Linked DNA regions of Homo sapiens: all the other regions are linked to region 3. A link is an interaction called in ENCODE POLR2A ChIA-PET data of the cell type or tissue named here. Cell type or tissue: GM12878. All regions are shown on one strand. Links, peaks and the distances in the headings refer to the core of each region. The heading gives the core; the rest is flanking DNA. Region 1 overlaps EDEM3 (ER degradation enhancing alpha-mannosidase like protein 3). Region 2 has its middle 110 kb from the start of EDEM3. Region 3 overlaps NIBAN1 (niban apoptosis regulator 1).

Evidence for each region. Peaks named below come from ENCODE experiments on the same cell type or tissue, not always from the same donor. Only the 100,000 strongest peaks of a DNase experiment are listed, where the experiment ranks them.
Region 1: POLR2A ChIA-PET joins it to region 3 with 5 read pairs; 1 of 35 experiments calls an interaction of 5 or more read pairs at or near these places.
Region 2: POLR2A ChIA-PET joins it to region 3 with 6 read pairs; 1 of 35 experiments calls an interaction of 5 or more read pairs at or near these places.

What each region holds. Positions count from the first base shown.
Region 1 is chr1:184,743,813-184,750,935 of GRCh38, reverse strand. It overlaps EDEM3 (ER degradation enhancing alpha-mannosidase like protein 3), which reads left to right. Exons shown (of 20, transcript NM_025191.4): 2 at 1,344-1,389. Among named protein-coding and RNA genes, the nearest start is that of EDEM3, 7.5 kb to the left of the region's middle. In GM12878, for the core only: no CTCF peak of the experiment used is centred there; DNase peaks (open chromatin) are centred at 3,505 and 4,945; H3K27ac peaks cover 3,068 bases.
Region 2 is chr1:184,645,970-184,653,092 of GRCh38, reverse strand. No RefSeq gene overlaps it. Among named protein-coding and RNA genes, the nearest start is that of EDEM3, 110 kb to the left of the region's middle. RefSeq lists an enhancer at 3,317-3,646. In GM12878, for the core only: no CTCF peak of the experiment used is centred there; DNase peaks (open chromatin) are centred at 3,250 and 3,492; H3K4me3 peaks cover 691 bases; H3K27ac peaks cover 1,512 bases.
Region 3 is chr1:184,937,736-184,944,858 of GRCh38, reverse strand. The region is part of intron 1 of NIBAN1 (niban apoptosis regulator 1); the gene reads left to right. LOC124904469 (a long non-coding RNA gene) reads left to right here. Exons shown (of 2, transcript XR_007066770.1): 2 at 1,394-7,123. Among named protein-coding and RNA genes, the nearest start is that of NIBAN1, 33 kb to the left of the region's middle. In GM12878, for the core only: no CTCF peak of the experiment used is centred there; a DNase peak (open chromatin) is centred at 2,958; H3K4me3 peaks cover 278 bases; H3K27ac peaks cover 818 bases.

The sequences.
Region 1 (7,123 bases), core at 856-5,855, 190 kb after region 3:
AGTTTTAAAAATGACAATTGCAGTATAACAGGAGGCAAATAAAAATATAGTCAGCAATTTCTTTAACACTTTTTTCAATTCTTGCCATCAGTGATTGGAACTTTGGTAAAAGAAAAGTTAATAGGCCGGGCGTGGTAACTCACACCTGTAATCCCAGCACTTTGGGAGGCTGAGGCGGGTGGATCACATGAGGTCAGGAGTTCGAGACCAGCCTGGCCAACGTGGTAAAACCCTGTCTCTACTGAAAATGCAAAAATTAGCCAGGCATGGTGGCAGACGCCTGTAATCCCAGCTACTCGGGAGGCTGAGGCAGGAGAATCGCTTGAACCTGGGAGGTGAAGGTTGCAGTGAGCTGAGATCGTGCCACTGCACTCTAGCCTAGGTGTGACAGAGTGAGACCCTGTCTCAAAAAAAAAAGAAAAAGTTAATAAAAAATTGTTAAGCTGTGTTTTCCTTTGCTAATTATTTGGCCTTGTCTGGTCATACAATTAACTTGTACTTTTTCCTGTAGTCCTCAAGTCCCTGAACTTGAGAGTGCTTAATTGAAAGGCTGCTTCCTCAGTCGCAACCTTACAGGTTTTGATTTAGTAAAATTCTGGTGTAGTGATCAGACATCTCCATTTTAAACAGTGGTTACGGAGATTTTGTGAAACAGAATTCGCCAAAACACACAACTCTCTTTTTGAGCATTAGTTTTCTCATTTTGGAAGTGAATACTATTTATTTGATTTTTGACAGTTTTTTTAGAGTAGAGCACATCATAAAAAGTATCTTTTGAAAATATGACAAACATTAATAAATATGTACTTAAACTAGGCATTAGTGGTTTATTCAATGTAAGTGCAAAGGCAGAGGCTTCATAAAGCGTTGTTATTTCATGTCACTACACACCTGTGTACCTCTCTCTTAGTAGAACATATAGGGGAAGCAATAAATGGCAATAATAATGGTTTTTTTAAAGGGCTGTCCAGCAAAACCCCCGCTTCAAGACAGATACGTTAAATAATTGTGTTAAGAGGTCATTGTTTTTCTGCATCAGATTTCCTTCTCTGATGATGGCATCTATCATTCATCAGTTTTCTTAGGAAAAATTATAAGATGAATTGTACATAAATTACTAGTAATCATTAAAGTTTGGCTCAGCTCTGTGTGGTGAGTTCATGAAAGCTTGTCTGCTAGCTGTTGTAGTTTCTGATTCTGTTTATGTCCCTTTCTACCTAAATTTTTCTTTTGTTTTTATTGGTATATTTTTTATGAGGAAGAATTAACTTTTTGAAAGATAATAAATAGAATATACTTACCTTTTTTTTTTTTTTTTTCCATTTCTGCTCTTTTAAAATTAGGAATCAAGTACTGGAAATGTTTGATCATGCTTATGGTAACTATATGGTAAGTAGGAAGCTTATCTTTACCTACCATTTATGTGAGTTGATTATTATGTGAGCACAGTCAACTGGGAATTTTGAAACCTACAATACAATTACATTTTTTAAAAGGAAGTTTTTAAAAAACAGGGCAAAAATAGTCTTTCTGGTAGTGGTTTTTAGGGAACCAGTTTATTGAACAGATAAGAATAAATTGAAATTAGATTATGAAACTTCATTATTTAAACAGCTTCCTTGGGTGCCATCAACAATTATCATTGAGTGCTTTATATAGCTAGATATTGTGGATATATACATGAAGATGTTATCTCTGGTCTTAAGGGAGATTATTCTCTTAATTTAAAAAAATGTTTACAATATTTATACACTGAAGAAAACCATTGCTTAAAAGAGAAATTGTTACTTAGCCTCTGTCCTAATTGTATCCTCATGGACTCTGCACTGAATATATTTTGCTTTTTAGTTTGCTGATTCATATTATTTAAAAATGTTTTAGGGCTCACTTAAGATTAAATAGCAGTTTCAGTTTTACAAGATGAAAAGTTCTGGAGATCTGTTGTGCAACAACGTAGATGAAATAGCAAATTCTGGAATTCAAAAAAAATTTTGCACATAAATTGTAATTTGAAAAGAGTTTAAGCATATTATCCTGAAACTTATCCCTTATAACCTTGTTTTTACATTTTAAAATATGTCAGCAGATTTTCTTCTATGATTACAACGTATAAAATGTAGTTGGGAAAGTTTGGCAGAGGACTAGCTTTAGTTCTGCTTAAAATATTTTTCAACTGATTCTGTGAATCCATTTTTTATCATATATTAACCAAATATCTTCATACACTAACATCATTGTTATCTATGAACATCTAAATATATGTAATTTATGCATTTTTAGTTTTAAAACATGTTTTATATTTGACAGTCCTCGTTCTCTTTTATATTGTAAATTTGGAGAGAGCACATTTTGAGTTCTTAATGTTTTTAGGATATGATTTTTTTTGGATACATTTCAACATTAAAAACACAGTTTCAAATTTATTTCTCAAGACCTCAGTCATTCCCTTAATGTTTTTTTTGTTTTTTGTTTTTTGTTTTTTTTTTTGAGACGGAGTTGTGCTCTGTCGCCCAGGCTGTGGAGTATAGCGGCACTATCTCAGCTCACTGCAGCCACCACCTCCCAGGTTCAAGTGATTCTCCTGCCTCAGCCTCCTGAGTAGCTGGGATTACAGGTGTGTGCCACCATGCCTGGCTAATTTTTGTATTTTTGGTAGAGATGGGGTTTCACCATGTTGGCCAGGCTGGTCTCGAACTTCTGACTTCAAGTGATCTGCCCACCTCTGCCTCCCAAAGTGTTGGGATTACAGGTGTGAGCCATTACACCCGTTCTGTTTTTTAATTAATTTTTTTTTGTCACCCACATGTCAACCCTTATTTCTTTCAAAATCATTTATCCCTGGTTAATTCAGTTTGGGCAAAGCATAATTTAACAAATCTAGGCTAATGATTTTGAGATGGCCAAGTGGTTCCATCCTATACCCTCAGACCTTAGCCATCTCATAAATGCGTACTGATGAATGCAGTTCCAAAGTTAAATAAAATAGCATATAGCTGGATAAGTTCAGTTTCTCACAATGAATAGGATCATCTCTTTATAAAGCATGGTATCTTTAATATCTTGTTCTTTTTAGGTAGAACAGTTATATCAATGGCAGAAAGTTATATCAATACATTTTTTCTAACTATAGAATACACTTAGTAGGTTTGTGACAGTGCAGGTACTGAGGGCAGCTTTCAGAGGACTTTCTGGCCTGTGCCTATTGGGACCTAACTGAGTAACTTTCTGCTACAATTAACTACTTAATAAGATTTAAGAGAGAAGGATTTCAGCTTCAAAGACTGGGAACTCTTGAAAGTAACATTGTCTTATATATTTCCAGTGGGACCATACGTGTCCACTGTAATATGTATTTTAAAATGTTCAACTATTTTACAATGTGAGTGACTCTTGCTGTGTACTTCTTCTATATTCAATCTGTGTGAGGTCTGTAACCCAAGATTTAGTCTAGAATTTACACTTCCTCTTTTCAAGTTCTCAACTAACATGACACAGTTCTAAAATATTAACGAGAATACAGTTGCCTTGTATTTGTTATTTGAAGTCAGTTGGAAATTTTTTTCCGGTCCCTACACTCAGAAACACTTTTAGCTTTCTGTAGGGTAAAAGTGTATAGGTTTTGGAGTTAGAAGGGCTTGAGTTCAAATCCTGTCTCAGCTATTTACAGGTTGGACCCTAAACAGGTTATTTAACCCATCTGAGCAGTGTCTTTCTATGTAAAATGAGAATAATTGCAAAGAGTTATTGTAGACTATAGATTTTTTTTTAAAGAACAGGAACCAATTTCTTTAATTTTTAATACATTCACCTTTTTTATATGTCTTGTGCCTGGTACATAAATGCTTAGCAAATTTTTTTGAAAGAACTGAATTGAATTCTTGTGAAGATGAAGTAAAATAATGTTTTTTTTTTTTTGCATTTGATCATTGTGATATATCTTTGTGTTTAAATGCAAAGAAATAATAAACTTAATTAAAAATACAAGTTTAAGGTGAATTTCAGGGCCTGTAAGTCATTTACTTTTTTGTAGTCAGTTGCCTACTATCCTAAAATATAAAATGCCTGGTACATGGCAGGCTTTTAATAAATGTTGAAAGTTTTTCCTCATTTCTCACTAGTTCTTTCTAATACTACTCTCCAGTCTGGTCTACAGTAGAACAATTCCTTTAACCTTCTTGCTTCCCAGGAAAGCAGTGGTGTTTTCCAAAGACAAGCAATATAGTATTATTAAGAGCAAGAACTCTGGACTTGGAGCAGGACACCCTGAGATGGCTCTGCCACCTCTCATCTGGGTTACAATGGGAAAGTTACCTAGTCTTCCTGAGCCTGTTTCTTCATCTCTGCAAAATGAAGACAATGGTTTGCCAGCCTCACAATGTTGTTAGAAGGATTAAGCAAGTTAATATAATGAAAGTGCTTAGAACTAATATCTGGCAAATAGGAAGCATGATGTAAGAATTTACTGCTGCTACTGATAACGACTACTACTATCATTATTATTTATTTCCTGCCTAAATTGAAATTGCCCTCCTAAAATCCACTTAGCCTGTAACTCAGAACTTGTTCTCCAGATAGTACATAGAACTTGCTTAAAGCGCATACATTCTTTCCTGTTCTTGGCATGTGCCCTTTGAACTTACTTTCTATTAATGTAATAGAAGGTTCTATTAATGCTATTTCTTAATAGAAATGTCCTGCCAGCTTTAGGTAGATTACTACAACTCTGCCATCTCTGGACTTAAATCTAGGGATTTTTGGGTTTTTAACACTTATTGGCATGACTATTAATAACGACTATGTTTGACAAATGTCTAGCCCCAGTCAGTCTGCAGTTTACCCACAGTGAATTGCACAGATGGCTTTCTCGTTTACCAAATGACATGAATTTGATGTTTATCTTAGCAGTTCTTGTGTGACCTTATTTAACCCCAGGCCACAGTCACTTTAGGGCTTCTGTTAGCATGTTTTGAGTATTTGTGTTCAGTTTAGTTTGCAGATTAATTTAGATGACAAAATGACATGTATTTGGGCCATCCAAATGTAGAACCTTTTTGGAGCTCCCAGTGTTTTTCCTGTCTGTGTTAGACAACTCAAACTGTTACAAGCAAAAACTATATTCTGGTAAGAGCCCTAAACATTAAAAATAAGCTTGGATAGAGTTGGTAAGCACAATTTCCTTTAGTAGAATCGTACCTAATAACCACTATTAAGCTTGATTTTGTGAAAGCAACAGTAGAATAGTCTTTATTAATCAAACCAAAGGAACTCTTTCAAAATGAACTTCCTGTGCATTTCTAGATTTATGTACATTTTTTTGGAGTGCCTCTCCCCTACCCCCCAATGTTTAAAAAAAATTTTTATTGTTGTAAAATATACATAATATGAAATTTACCATTTTAACCATTTAAGTTTACAGTTTTGTGGCATTAAGTACATTCATATTGTTGTGCATTCATCTCTAGAAATTTTTTCATCTTCCCAATCTGAAACTCTGTACTCGGTGTTTCTCTTTAATGGTTCATTCATCAGAAACAGTAATTCTGTAAACAAAGTATTTTAGGCATGGTACTAATGGGAGTAAGGGAGATATAAATTTATATTTACCTTTTTTTGTGTAGACTGTTGTGGGACTATCATCTATGAGTCATTGTTCCTTGGCCTTTGCTTTCAGAACATCCTAAAACCCTACCAAAATTACACAAGAAATTCTATAGTATCCTCTCAAAACATTTTGTAATCACACTCTGATACTCTACATAGAATTTTAATTCAGTAGAACCAGATCGTTCAGCTAATTCATCTTTTTTAGATATAATTTACAGACAATAAAATTTCAAATTGAGTGCACAATTCTTTTTTGACAATTGTATACAGTTGTTTAACCACCATCACAGTCATGATACAGAACATTTTCATCACCCCAAAAATTTAACTCATAGTTATTTGCAGTAAATTCCTTCTCCCCACCTCTGACGCCTAGCAACCTTGATTTGTGTTTTGTCACTACACCTTTCTCTTTCCTAGGATTTCATATATATGGCATCATACAGTACATAGTCTTTTGATTTACTTTCTTTCATTTAGCATGATGCTTTTGAGATTTATCCATGTTGTTGGAGATATATTGTAATTCCTATTTATTGCTCAGTAGTGTTAGTTGATTTGCTAGAACACAATATTGGAGATATATTGTAATTCTTATTTATTACTCAGTAGTATTAGTTGATTTGATTGAACATAATTTCTTTGTCCATTCACCATTTAATGAGTATTTGACTTATTTTTGGTCTTTGGCTATTATTGTATTAATAAAGCTGCTGTCAACCTGTGAGTGCAAGTTTTTATTTGGGCATACATTTTCATATATTTCCCACCTAGGAATAGGATTACTAGGTCATATGGCAAGTGTAAGTTTAACTTAATAAGAAATGCCAATCTTTTCTAAAATGGCTATAATATTTTGCATTTCCCACCAGCAGTGTATGAGTTTTAATTATTCTGTGTCCTTCCACTTGGTATTTCCAGTCTTACTAATTTCAGCCATTCTGTTGGGTGTATAGTGGTAGTTCATTGTGATTTTAATTTGATTTTTCCTGATGATTAATGACATTGAAAATTTTCCCATATGCTTATTTGCTATTCATATATATATATATATATATATATATATATATATATATATATATTTGTCATTTGTTCTGTTATTACTGAGTTATAAAAGTTAATATGTTCTGGATATTAGTCCCTTATCAAATATATGCTTTGGATATATTTTCTCCCAGTCTGTGCTTTACATTCTAATTTTCTTAACAGGAACTTTTGAAGCACAAATACTTTAAATTATGATCAATCCAGTTTATTATTTTTCTCTTATGATTCATGCCTTTTATAGCCTACCTAAAAAATATTTGCCTAGCCCAATGTCACAAATTTTTTCTTGTTTTTTTTTCCTAGATGTTCTATAATTTTAGCTTGTTCATTAGATCTATAACTGATTTTGAGTTAATTTTTGTATATGATGTGAGGTAAAGGTGGATTTATATATTTTTTTAATGTGGCTGTCTAGTTATTCCAGCACCATTTGTTGAAAATAATATCCTTTCCCTACTGAATTATTTTGAAA
Region 2 (7,123 bases), core at 641-5,640, 290 kb after region 3:
ATCATGCTTCCTCTTACACAGAACCTCTCTGCCTGGTAATGGCTATTGCACATATTTCTCCTGCTGAGACCACTTTCTTCACATTAGCTGGTGTGCTGCTTTTAAAATATGTCTACAAATTCTTTAATTCTCCTTCCTTTAAGAGGTGAAGCTAAATTTTTCTTCACTTGAATATGGCTTGAAATTAGCAACTCACTTTCAACAAATAGAACATAGTGGAAGAGACTGTTTGACTTCTGAGATGAGGCCATAAAGGCATTGAGGCTTCCCTTTTGCTCACTCTCTCAGATCACTTGTTCTGGGGGAAGCCAGCTGTCATGACATAAAGACCCTCAAGTGGCCTTCTGGAGAGGCCCTGGTGGTGAGGAGAACAAAGTGAGAAACTGTCAGCAGGCACATGAGTGAGCCACCTTGACTCTCCAGCCCCAGTCAAGCCTTTGGATGACAGCAGCCCTGGCCAATATCTTGACATCAACCTCGTGAGAGACCCTGAGCCAGAACCACCCAGCTAAGCTGCTCTCAAATTCCTGACCCACGGAGACTATGGGATGACACATGTTGGTCATTTTAAGCTGCTAATCTTTGGGGATAATTTGTTATGCAGCAACAGATAACTAATACAGATTATATATCATACAGATATAGAATTTCAAGGCATTACAGATTATAGAACTTAAAGCATTATTCCAGGAACTTGTGTGAGCTCCAGACAGTGTTCAGAGTTCTCTTACAGGAGGCACTGGCTCTGCCTGTAGTTACTCCAGCTGTCCTTGTTCCTGCTGAAGTTAGTTCTCTTTTTCGGAGGATGAGGCTGTAAATCCAGCTCTTAAGCATCTGCAGGTGTTGCCTTGTTGTCCGGTAGCTAAACCAGAAGGTTCACATTTTAAGCAGTCTTGAAGAGCTGTACTTGGAGTAGTTGCTGGGAAGTCCAATTAAGAGCAGACCCTGAGTGAAAGAAGACTTGCCAAATCTCACTTAGGCTCCTGATGTTTGAGACAGATGACAGACCCAGGAACTTGTTAATGCAACCCATTTATAGATCCTCCACATTCTATCCCTGTATGAAATTGTATTATAAGAAATCAAAGTACCTGGAACATTTTATATCATACTCATCAGACAGTCTTCATAATTACAGGAGTCTTCTTTTAAAACAGTGTTTCTGTCACTTCCAAAAATCCTGCTTGAAAATGTCCTCGAGTCACAATTCAGCTAATATATATTTAACGCTTGTTAGATAGCAAGTGCTAATCTAGGACCTGGGAATACAGCAATGAACCAAACAGACAAAATCCCTGCCCTCATGAGGCTTATAGTCTAGTGAAGGAGACAGAAAACAAGCAGACAAACACATAAGTAAAGGACTTGGATGAGTGAGTGTAAATGCAACGGAGAGAAATAAAGGAAGGCAAAGTGTGGTTCGAGTGTGGTGCTAGGAGTGGGTGCTGGGGGGCAGGATGGCTGCTCTGAGGGGATACTTGAGCAGGGAGGCGAATGTCAAGAAGCTCTGCCGAACATTCCAGGAGATGGACGAGTCCTGTGGCAGAAGTCAGTGTGGCTTATTTGAGGAACAGCTAAATGACACTTTAGGACAGGGGTGTCCAATCTTTTGACTTCCCTGGGCTACACTGGAAGAAGAAGAATTGTCTCGGGCCACACATAAAATACACTAACAATAGCCGAAATTGCAAAAGAACTCCTAATGTTTTAAGAAAGTTTACAAATTTGTGTTGGGCCACATTCAAAGCCATCCTGGGCTGCATGCGACCCGTGAGCTGTGGGTTGGACAAGCTTGCTTTAGGATTTCTGTCTTTTTTCTTTTTTTTTTTGAGACAGAGTCTTGCTGTATCGCCCAGGCTGGATGGAGTGCAGTGGTGCCATCTTGGCTCATTGCAACCTCCACCTCCCAGGTTCAAGTGATTCTTCTGCCTCAGCCTCCTGAGTATCTGGGACTACAGGCGCCCACCACCATATCCGGCTAATTGCTTTAGGATTTCAGTGTAAGGATTCACATACCAAATCACTCTTGAGTTAGAGAGTTTTGGAAAAACTTTGTCTCTGCAGACTGACTTGTGATCTTTTGGCTGAGTAAATGAAAACCATGTTGCCTACAATGTCTTCCTTTTGGCCTGGGCTTCCAGGAAGCTCAGAGCCAAAATCTGTGCCTGCTGATGGTGGGTAATCAATTTATCTCGGGGTCTGGGAGCAGCTGCCCACTCTGCTTCTTTTACAGAAAGAGATGATGGAATAAATGTTTATTTATAAACATTATACTTTCTCCATGTAAACTGTTTTCACCCACATGCTACCTTGAGTTGACTTGGAAGGGGCAGAAGGATTGTCATTAAACAGGTTTGCCATTTCAAATAAGGAAGTTGTAACAAGTGGCAGATGTCATTGTCTTGCTGTTGGTTCATTGCACAAACATTTATTAAGTGCCCAGCACATTCCAGCTGGGCGGGGACCTGTATGGAAAGATGGAGAGGATGGTTCCTGCCCTCTAGAATGTGTTCCCTCACATTCTAGAATACAGTGCAATAAAAAATCAAATAATTACAAACGTGATGTAAACTGGCACAGGAGGGGAGCCCAAAGAGAGTGACAGCTAGTCCTGGGAGGTTTTGATGGAGGAGGAGGGGACTGGTGCATGGAACCCCCTTCTTTCTGCGTGGTAGGAGAAAGGCCACATCAGCCCCTACACACAGCACCCATCTGAGGACGGTGGTGACCAGCTTCCCAGCCTGCCCTCCCCACCTTCCAGAATCCATCCCAGCCCCAAGGCACCCGGGTCTGAGCTATGCAGCAAGAGTTTTCCAGACAGAAAGAAAAAATAGGTTAAAAATATCTGAGCCCCACATGTCCTATTTTTAATTGATTTACACACAGACTCTTCAATCACAGTATTAATATTTAATTGTCCTGTCAGGTCAGATCCTTCCCAGTCAGACAGTTAAAAATGGCTTGGGACAGAGGAGGAAATGAGGGGCTGGGGTGGCATGAAATGAGGAAAGTGAGGCACCTGCCCTGAGGGGATTAGGCTCTGAGGGACAAGGAGGAGCAGACCCTGGCTCTAGGGTCCTGGGAGAAATAACATCTCACTTGTTTTCTCTCTGTCCCTGTCCCCTCAGTACACACATGTGGAAGCACAACAGCATTCCCCCAAAAAGCCATTAAAGAAACCATGTAAGAGTTGAGACAACACCAAGGTCTGTGGAGACAATGAGGTGCTTCTTCAAGGAGACGCCAGGAGGCTGGTCTCTGGGGGAGAGTCCGGAGGATGAAGCATTCATGCCCTCAGTATTTTAAGTTTGTGAGGGGCCGATTGGTATTTTGACTCTGGGCCCCGGCCCAGCCCGCCCAGGTGAAACCTGATTTACATGCATGTTTCTTCTTTGAGAAACGGCGCCTGTGTTGGCTGTCCCAGCATCACAGCAGCATAGAAACATGGCTTGGGAACTATTTTGGGTAAAAGCACTCTCAGAGACAGCCAATAAATGTCTCAATGTGACTCATTCAAAGAGGCTATTAATAGACAGGAGATGTGAGGGACAGGAGAACTGAATTTCATTCAGTTTCAGCCTCTTGCTTTATTTGTTCTTCCTTTTTAAAAACAGAAATCAAGAAGTGAAGTTTGTCTTGTTGGGTTTGAGTGGGGTGGGGAGGAAGAGCTTGTCTGCCGAGCAGTCATCTACCTCCTCCTCTTCTCCCAGGGTCCAGAGAGGGAAAAGCCAACGGGACACTCACCTTGGAGTCTACTAGAGTCTTTTCTGTTCATTCCTGACTCCTTTGCTGAAGAAAAAGCCTAACAAGTCTGGATAGTCACAGGAAATCATGTTGAGGTGATGTCTCATTATCTTTGAGGTCTGAGGAAAATCTTGGAGTCCTACCCAATATCCCCATTCACCTCTCTGTGTGTCTTCTTGGTTTGGTGCAGTGATTCTCATTGGGAAAGCATCTGTGGGGGTGAATTTTGTTGTCTTAATGGTTGAGTTGGGATGGTCTCGCCATTTAACGGGAAAAGGCAGAAATGCTAGACAGCCTGCAATGCTCTGGGTGACGCTCCCAATGAAGAACTGCTCCTGTCCTGCATAATGGCTGGGTGCCAACTGTGCATTCTTTTTTTTTTTAGACAGAGTCTTGCTCTGTCGCCCAGGCTGGAGTGTGGAGGCATGATCTCGGCTCACTGCAACCTCCACCTCCCTGGTTCAAGCAATTCCCCCGCCTCAGCCTCCCAAGTAGCTGTAGCTGGGATTATAGCTGCACACCATGTCTGGCTAATTTTTTTTTTGTACTTTTAGTAGAGATGGGGTTTCACCATGTTGGCCAGATGGGTCTCTAACTCCGAACTCTTGACCTCAGGCAATCTGCCCACCTCAGCCTCCCAAAGTGCTGAGATTACAGGCATGAGCCACCGCACCCAGCCCACTGTGCATTCTTGAGTGGAGAACATGTTCAGAATAATCTGAGCCTAAAATCAAACTCCATTTGACTCATGACCATGGAGTATTAGTTGCATATTTTTAAATGCGTGAAGTTTTTCCAGGAATGCAACTGTTGTGAGAATCAGGGATAAACTAGATTTTGTGTTGTTCACCTTTTGAAAAAATCACATCCCTAATGCCAATGCCACTTGTGGTATTTGAGTTACCCAAACCACATACACCTGTACCAATCTGCATTTGCAGCTGTCAGATTTGCGGTGGTGCTTTTTCTGCAAGCAAGTATCTGACTGTTTCCTGCTGGCTGCTAAGGTAGTTGCACCAAACTTTAACATATTGAAACACATATGATGTCATCATAAATGACTTTTATTTCTCTTTTATATTTCAATTAGGGCATTATACTGATTTTTAAAATTGTGTGTGTAGGTGGGTAATATTAATTTAATTTCAGGGATGTAAAGGGGACACACAGAATATTTGTTAGGCACTGGGTCTGATTTAGGTCTTAAACCAGGATTGAAATAACTGATGTGGATGTTTTCTATTGTTTTGTTGTTTTGTTTTTTCTTTTGAGGCAGTCTTGCTCTATCGCCCAGGCTGGAGTGCAGTGGTGTGATCTCGGCTCACTGTAACCTCTGCCTCCCAGGTTCAAGCAGTTCTCCTGCCTCAGCCTCCAGAGTAGCTGGGATTACAGGCACGTGCCACCACACCCGGCTAATTTTTGTATTTTTGGTAGAGACAGGGTTTCGCCATGTTGGCCAGGCTGGTCTCAAACTCCTGGCCTCTAGTGATCTGCCGGCTTGGCCTCCCAAAGTGCTGGGATTATAGGCATAAGCCACTGTGCCGAGCCTAGGTATGGGTTTTTAAGTGGCACAAAGTCCTGAGAGAAGAGGCAGGCAAGAGGTTCACCAGCAGTTGGATTCCCTGAGTCATGTTCTACTCAGAGGCTCAAATGCTTCAAATAAGCTGCAGGGCTGTTTTTAAATTACAGTTGTCTGCAAGAATCAGTCAGTTTATAGAGAAGGGTGAAGGGTCAGAAAAGCAACAGTTCAAGGGCTGTGGCAGGGACACCAGACCTCAGATCACCAGGCATGGCTGGGTCTGTGGCAAACTGACTCGGTGCCTGCTGACTGCTGCCCTGCAGGACTGTGGACGTAGTGTTGCTAGATCTTCCACTTTTTTGGTGGATGCTGGAAATCTGAAATCTGACACGTTGGCAACTGTATTCATCGAGATAAGCCTGTGCTGCCCTGCCAACAATACAGTGGCTTAAGGGACCAGGACGGTGGTGTCTTTTGCATGTCTTGGTCATAATATGAAAGGTCATGATCAAGGCTGGGTCACCACCTGCCCAGGTGTCAGCTGGGGGAATAGAGGAAAGGGCGATGAGGGTGGGGGGGCACGTGCAGCATTGTGAAAGCCCAGCCTTGGAAGTGGCCCACCTCAGCTTCATGCGTGTCCTATAACTGGTGAGGAAATGTCATTCTTAGTGGGGCAGCCATGGCCTGGCTACAGCCCTGACGGTCTCTGCCAGAGCACCTAATTCAAACCTTTAAAATACATCATGTGGGCCCATCCTGTGTTGACCGTGGGGCTGGACTTGGCTGAAGGACTGCTGGTCCTGCCCTGCTGGAGTTTCAGTCCCACACATGGAGAAAGGATTCAGAACTGAGGACTGGGAGGAAGGCAAGTGGGCAGGGTGTTTAAGTTGGCTAAGGAGTGCCTTACTCAGAGCCAACACTGAGTGGGGACAGCCTGGAGGAAAAGGGGCCTAGAGCTTGAGTGCAGACAAGGGAGTTTCTGCCCAGATTAGCTGTCTCACCCCAGGAAACCTTTCCCCGCCCAGGTGAGGTGCTCGTGGTCTACACCTCCCTGACACCCCTATGTACTTCCTAGGACAGCACTCATCACATCACTGTTTTGCTCGCCTGTGTGGCTCTTCCCATCTACACTGCAATTCGATTCTGCTCACGGCTGTATCCTCAGGGTCTTGCAGAGTAATTGGTATATGGTAGGTCCTCAACAAGCACTTGATGAATGACTGAAAGAATCCTATGAACAGTGGAAAATTAATGGCTGTTTTTGAGTCAGTGCAGGGCACAATCACAGTGCTTTGTTAGGAAGATGAATCTGGTTCCCACGTGCAGAAGACCAGAGTAAGCAGCAAAAAGACAGGCAGGGTTGCTTATGAAATCCTCTGCAAGTGAGGGAGGAGAGATCCTGCAAGAAAGAATGGGCTCAGAAAGTGTGATGGATTGCAGGGTTCTGGGTGGGGAGAGGAGAATCAAAGACCCTGGCTCTGAGACATTTCAGACCACATCTAGTCAAGTGCTAACAGAGTTAGCTGCAGTACCAGTGGCTGAGAGAAGTCTGGCCATTAGGTGACAACTGTGAGCAGTAAGCCCTCATGGTTCTCTGTGCCACTAATTTAATTAAAATAGAAATTGTAGGAGGGGCTTCCTGAATGAGGGAGCGTTTATCATGGGCTTTGAGGCATGGGGAAAGTGAGTGTTCTAGAAAAGCATGTCAGCTTCTTTAATGTTCCAAAAATATAGTGAAATCCAGTAAATTTTTTGTTTGTTTGTTTTGTTTTGTTTTTGTTTTTGTTTTTTTGAGATGGAGTCTGGCTCTGTCGCCCAGGCTGGAGTGCAGTGGCGCAATCTCGGCTCACTGCAACCTCT
Region 3 (7,123 bases), core at 1,013-6,012:
AATTATTATGAGATTGTATTTACCACCTTATTCTCAAGTTCCCATGCTCTGGCCTGGGCCTATACAACTAAAAGACCCTTGAGAGTATTACTTTGGGAACATTTTCCAGTTGTTTTCTGTAGGAATCTCATGGCTCCTCTCCCACTATTCTTTTTCCCATGACATTACTGCAGACCTTTATGACAACTGGTTTCATGGTTTTATATAAGCATTGCTTTCTTTACTGTCCTATACTAAGTTTAGAGACTGCTTAATAGTCTCCAAGATGTTCTTGTCCTCATGACATGTACTCCAACCCTACCCAAAGTCCATTCCTGCATTACCTAAAGGCATCAAACAGAAAATATCCTATTCACCACGTACCTCTTCATAGTTAGCTGTTCACTTTCCCAATATTCTCTCTTTTTCAAAGTCCTAACCATTGAGAGGAAGAAGCTACAAGAACGCCACCTGTGTGGCTGGGTCTTCTAGTCTTCAGCTTGTGACTTCTTAGATGCCAATGCTGCTTCTCTGTCTTCTAGCAGTGTGGTCATTCCCATAAAGACCCAAGTACTGAATCATGGACTAGTGGGCTTAGTATGTCTCAGCAGACTATTATAATCTAGAACTAGTCACCAGAAAGATGGACAACAAGCTTGACTGACCATATCTTATCTGCACAGAGCCTTTCACTATCACCAATGAGTGGTGACCATCATCCATCCTCTACCTCCCAGGGCAGCAGTGGGTTTCCTTTCACTAGTGGTACTTGGATATCTTCTGGATATGACTTCTTGATGCTCCATGTACACAAAGACAGCAATCAGCAACGTCCGTAGAGGTAATTGTATAGCTGTTGCTGTACAATGTGTCAGGGACAAATGTAGTGTATGATTTTTCCATATGTCTTTTTGCAAGATCATCCTATCCATCTTACCCTGTTTTTGTGATAAGCTTAAAATCCTGAGCTTTATTTTTTCCCTTTCGGTTGTACTCTTCCATAGTGAACTATATACTGTTATATCACCTCGGTGTCTAGTGCAGTGTGTTAGAAAACTTAGAACTTAATAAAGATTTTTAAGTTAATTCACATAAGCTAAAATTCCACTTATATGAGCAAAGATTTTGGGAGTCATTTTTAAAAATTTTATTTATTTATTATTATTATTATTTGCTTCTCTTTGATAACCTTGGTACTAAGATTTTTGGGGGTCATTTTTGAACAATAATTTGCAGTTGCTGAGTTATTAGTCTATGACTTGCTACATTGCATTCCTTAGCAAGTTGCAAATATTCAAGCAGCAAGATATGTGGTCAACTTCTAAATAATATGGTTGTTGCTGTTTTTTTCCTGTGTCATTCAGCATTAACATTATCCTCTGAACCCCAAATACAACCTCTTTGCTTCTATCAGGAAAATAGAAATTCTTCTCTAAGAAATGGCATTGGTGCATTGGGAGACTAAAGTTGCAGTGATCGGATGCCTATATTAATCCCAAAGAGTCATCATTTGAAAAATTGAATTTAAGTCTGAAATAAAACATCCATAAAATTGAACTGTAGTCTCTTTTCTTTACTTTCTCAGGCTAAACCCCTTGTTTTTCCATTTGTTGGCCAATGAAGGCTTCTCATGGAACTCATTCTGATCAAATTTTGTAACTGAAAATATTAGGCTTGCTAGTTTTAGAAGGGTTCTTCACAGACATCTAAATCGAAGTGTCTTGACTTGAGGTCAGGGAATGGGAAGCAGCAGAATTTTATGTCTACTATGTTTTTCTGGTATCCAAAGCTTTCAGCAGATCATTAAAGGGGCCTATGACCCAAAGCTAATCATTTTTATAGACAAATTATAAGAAGAGATATCACTTTCCAAAACAGCAAAATGCTAAGCTCTCATTCCGCCACTGATGTTCTTCTCTTTGCCTATTACTTTTTCCTCTTCTTGGAAAGAATAATTGAGGATTTTTATGGAACATCCTGATTTTCGAGTCACTTGGAGGTCCCTTTTCTCATATTCGATGTCACAAACCATAGGGCTGGCTGCGTTGTCAGTGCAGAGTTACAAGGTGAGTGTGAGACTGCTCCTACCAGCCATTGCCTCAGAGCTGAGTGTGGCCAGTTAGGTAGGCACATCAGCAGGCAGCGTCCAGGAGGAACCTGATTCTTTTTTTTTTTTTTTTTTTTTTGAGACGGAGTCTCGCTCTGTCGCCCAGGCCGGAGTGCAGTGGGGCAATCTGGGCTCAGTGCAAGCTCCGCCTCCCGGGTTCACGCCATTCTCCTGCCTCAGCCTCCCAAGTAGCTGGGACTACAGGCGCCCGCCATCACGCCCAGCTAATTTTTTTGTATTTTTAGTAGAGACGGGGTTTCACCATGTTAGCCAGGATGGTCTCGATCTCCTGACCTCGTGATCCGCCAGCTTCGGCCTCCCAGAGTGCTGGGATTACAGGCGTGAGCCACCGCGCCCCGCGGCATCTGTCAGTTTCATTTGTGTTCTTCCTACTATGCTAGAGATGTGGTCCAAAGCTGTTTTTGTATTTTATAACCCACAGATTGCATCTCTTTTAAATTGAAAACAACTAAATGGACTAAAAAAGTATAACTTTAATGCACACAGCAAGTGGAAAGATACGGTACTTACCAAGTTCTTTTTCTGATAGTTTATTATTGTGTTTCTTGGCCTGTATAACTTTCATTATGATCTCTATCAGCTCCCTGAGAAATTATTCTTCAGATCAATAATTTGTGTGTATTTGAGTAAATGATAACTCAAAGACTTCAATAAACTTTAAATTGTCTACTTAATTTGTTTTTTTAAAAAACTGTAGGCACAATTATGATACTATGCATTGTCTTAAGGTAGTTTCTGTTATTGGGTTATTAGGTATGGGAAGTTGAGTCAAGATTACTCAGAGAGTCGCAGAATGAGTGGCCGAAAAATTTGTTACAAATTAGGGCAAATATGGTCTCCTCTGTCTGAGCAGCTGATCTGCTACTGAACCCCGGTTGTAGCTGCATCTCTGAGAATACTGCAGCAACATGACCACAGACATCAATCTGTGTTATTACTTAGCATGGGACACAGGGAAACACTTCTGACTGGCATTTAGTAAACAGAGTAAAACAACTATCATTGTAAAATACATGTGTTATGCTTCCCCATCTCACACCCCCAGGTATCTAAATTCAGATCTATGGGATCTTTCCCAGGTTTTTTTTTTTTTTTTTTTGAGACAGGGTCTTGCTTTGTTAAAGCCCAGGCTGGAGTGCAGTGGTGCGATCTTAGCTAACTGCAGCCTTGATCCCCCAGGCTCAAGTGACCTTCCCACCTGAGCCTCCTGAGCAGCTGGGACTACAAGCAGGTGCCACCATGCCTGGCTAGTTTTTGTATTTTTTGTAGAGACAGGGTTTTTCCATGTTGCTCAGGCTGGTCTCAAATTCATGAGCTCAAGCAATCTACCTGCCTCGGCCTCCTAAAGTGCTAGGATTATAGGTGTGAACCACTGCACCCGGCTCTCCCACATTCTTTAAATGAAAGTGTTGACATTTTAGGTGTTTAACTTTCCTAATTTAGGGTGTTCAATTAGGAAAAGAGGAAGTCAAATTGTCCCTGTTTGCAGATGACATGATTGTATATCTAGAAAACCCCTAATTTAGAATAAGACTTAGAGTTGAGAGGGAAAGGATTGCCAAATAGTTTCAATTGCTTTAGTTTACTTTCCTTAATTTCTTCTGTCTTCAAACTCTTCTCCTTTCTTTTTCCTCCTTCTTCCATTTGTCAAAACTGTAAGTGCTTTGGGTACTGTCCTAAGTGATGTTCAGAGTCAATGCAATGTATATCAAATTTTCCCATAATGTGAACTGGAAAATAATTGGAATATAAGAAAGGATAGACTGACGTGTGTCCGGATGCCTTCTCTGTTGTACCTGTTTGCGGCACATTGCCCGCTTAACCCGCTAGGAGATGTAGGAAGTCAACCTGTTCAACACATCTCAAGCAGATCGAATGATGAAATGTTGATGATTTCACCATACCTTTTCCACTAAGAAATGGAATGATCCTCCTCATATTTTTGCAGCGGTTATCTATTTCATCTATTAACTGAGAATGCAGAGTGTGCCTGAGCATTTTTACTCACAGAACTAATGAAAAAAGTTAAAAAATTTTTATGCAAGTGGTTTGCTTGACTTTCTTGCAAAATGCTCATAGGAAGTTAATAGGAATCATATTATTATCAGAAGGTTTTAAGACAACACTAGTTCTCCCCCTAGCCCACTACCAAAATACACTGTGGTATACTAATTTACACAAATTAGGTTACTATATACTTGTTACTATGCTTTCATCACAAAAGTATTTAAAACCAACACATCATAGATTGTTTTCTTTCCTATATTTTAAAGCCACTCAAAGCTGAGTGGTATGGGAGAAGTCTGTGGTATTATACAATTTGAGGAATTCAAAAAGTTCCACATTACTGCCAGGCCTGCTAAAGTAATTTGGAGGAATTTATTTACTATCATGCTTCCTTGCTACCATTTACAATCACTGATTTGTTAAAACTAGATGTTTTGCAGTGGAAGTGGAGATTGTATTTAGCCTCTGAGGTCCAGCCACGGTTCTGCTGGTGCCGGCAATCCAGGGGTTTTGGCTCCTGGGGTCTCTTGTCAACATCATCTCTGGGTAGCCAGTTACCCCCAATGTCCTTTTTCAGGGCACAGGGTGTCTGGCCAGAATCCCCACTTAGCCCAGGACCTGGCCCCTTCACCTATTCCCTCTTATTCTGCATCTGGAGACATTGCCTTCTCACTGGTTTTGTCTCATCCCAGAAACAGTCTAAAGTCTTTCAAATTCAGAATCACCATCTGCTTATTGGATATTTTCTCCTGAAGATATTCTGAGACACTCCCGGAACCAGATATTTGTCACTGAAAATTTTAATTTATTCCATATTTTCCAAATGCCATAATGGAGTGTGGAGATACAAAGATGAATAGGATTTACCCCTACCCACCAGAGGTGTGCAATCTAGTGTGGGACACAGCGCTCTAAGTATGGAATAGTGATAGCAGCTAGCACCTATTGAGCCCTGACCTTGGTAGGTACGGCAGTAAGCCCTTGACATAACTTACTCCTTGTAATCCTAGCCAGTTCTGTAGGTATCAGTATCTCCATTTCCTAAATGAGGAAAGCAAAGCACAGGAAAGTTAGATAACTTGCCCACAGTTTTTCTGGTGACAAGTGGCAAAGCAGAGACTTAAAACCAGGCAATCCAGGGGCTTTAAGTGATTCTTAAATATTAAGTGATAAATGCATTTAAAATGTGTCCGGAATGGGCTTTGTGAATTCCAGAAAGGGAACTAAATTCTGCTTAAAAAGAGAAGGCTTCTCAAAGGGAGTAATGTTTGACTTGAGACCCAGAGAAGGAGAAAGGAAGGAAGCTTGCAGAGGAGCCTTGGTGACAAGAGGCATGCTCTATTGTGGGGACAGTAGGAATAGGGGAGAAGCCTTGGCCTTGTCACTTTCTGCTTTTTGGTTTATGCAGTTGTCTCTGCCTAAGATTTTTTTCTACCTTTGTTTCTGCCTCCAGTTACTCCCCCTGGAAGTGTCACTCTCTTTTAAATTCAGAGAGCCTTGTTTATGGCACTGATGTGGTGCCCAGTGCATTCTGCTTTGTACTAAATATGCTGTATCTCACCTTTGTGTCAGCACCAAACTGTGTTCTTTATAATTCTGCAGCTTCTAGTACATTTGTGCATAGTAGCAACTCAATGCACATTTGTTGAATGTTGAATGAATGCTAGTCAAGGCAAGACAAGCAAAATTCTCAAATAAGTCAAAATAATCCCTAATTATTTCCAGATGGAATGGTAATCAATTTGCTTCAGGAATAAATTAGCCAATGGATGTTTGATAACATAACCGACCCTAAGTAACTCGATTTAGCTGCTGAAGCCAGCTTTTAAAGATGCAGTTTATCCACTGGCCATGGGATATCGGCCATGATTACTGGAGCAAGCCCTAGTAATACAATCTTTATATAATAAATATAATCTTACTAAATGTCAGTGAGAATTATCTTTATATAATAAATACAGTCTTTAAAATTGTATTTATATTTGGCATTTATGCCTCTCAGCACTATGTAATTTCTTATTAGAAGTACACTTTAACTTGAGAATTCCATTAGAATCATTAAATTTTCTGAATAGAAAGCTTAACAGTGTTTAAAAATAAATTTTTAGTGGCTTCATGATGTCAAAACAATCACTTGAAAGCTGAAAAATATGTTAAACCTACTTTTGTATTTATGTCCCAGTTTGCTTTTTTCAATTCACAAAAAAAGATTTGACTTGATTACAAAGAAGAAAACACAGAAAGAGCAAAAAAGAAAAGAAAGATGAAAGGAAGGAAGAAAGGGAGACAAAAAAAGAAACAAAAAGAAAAAAAGAGAAAGACTGATTATCTAGTTGTTTTGTGATTAGGTAGACATAACTCGAGAATCTTGGAGCCATCCTTATCTCTTCCCTCTCCATTACCTGCCACAAACAACCCCCCACTAAATAGTAAATTCTTACTCCAAAATGTCTTTGATATTCCTTCTTTCTTATTCATTTCCATGTCACTGCCTGACTTCAAGCTTTTATGAAGCTTGAAGTTATATATCAAATTGTAACTGATCTCCTAATTCTCATTTTGTGTGTGCATTCCCCAAATCATTCTTGACATATCTGTGCAAATCTCAGCATGTCACTTTCCCAGTAGTAGGTATCCATCAGCTCCCTGTTAATCTCCATGACCAGAGATTCTGTCCACCTCTCCAGCCTCATCTTGTGAGCTTCTTTCCAATCACCTCATCCTTTGCCTCCTTAGCTTTTGCCTCGGCTGGCCTGATAAACCTCTACCTGCCTGCCAAGTTTCAGTTCAAGCCTTAGCTCTCTGTCAAGCTCCCGCAGTCCCTCACCCGGACTCACATGCTCCTTGCACCTGCAGTGGGTCAGCTGCTTTACATATATTGTACTCTTTACTTCTCACGTAGCTGTTTAAGGTGGGTGGTCTTTGTCTCCACTTTGCAGGTGAGAAAAGTGAAGCTCAGAGAGCTTAAGTAATTTGCTGACAGTCACACAGTAAGAAAATCAGTGGCAA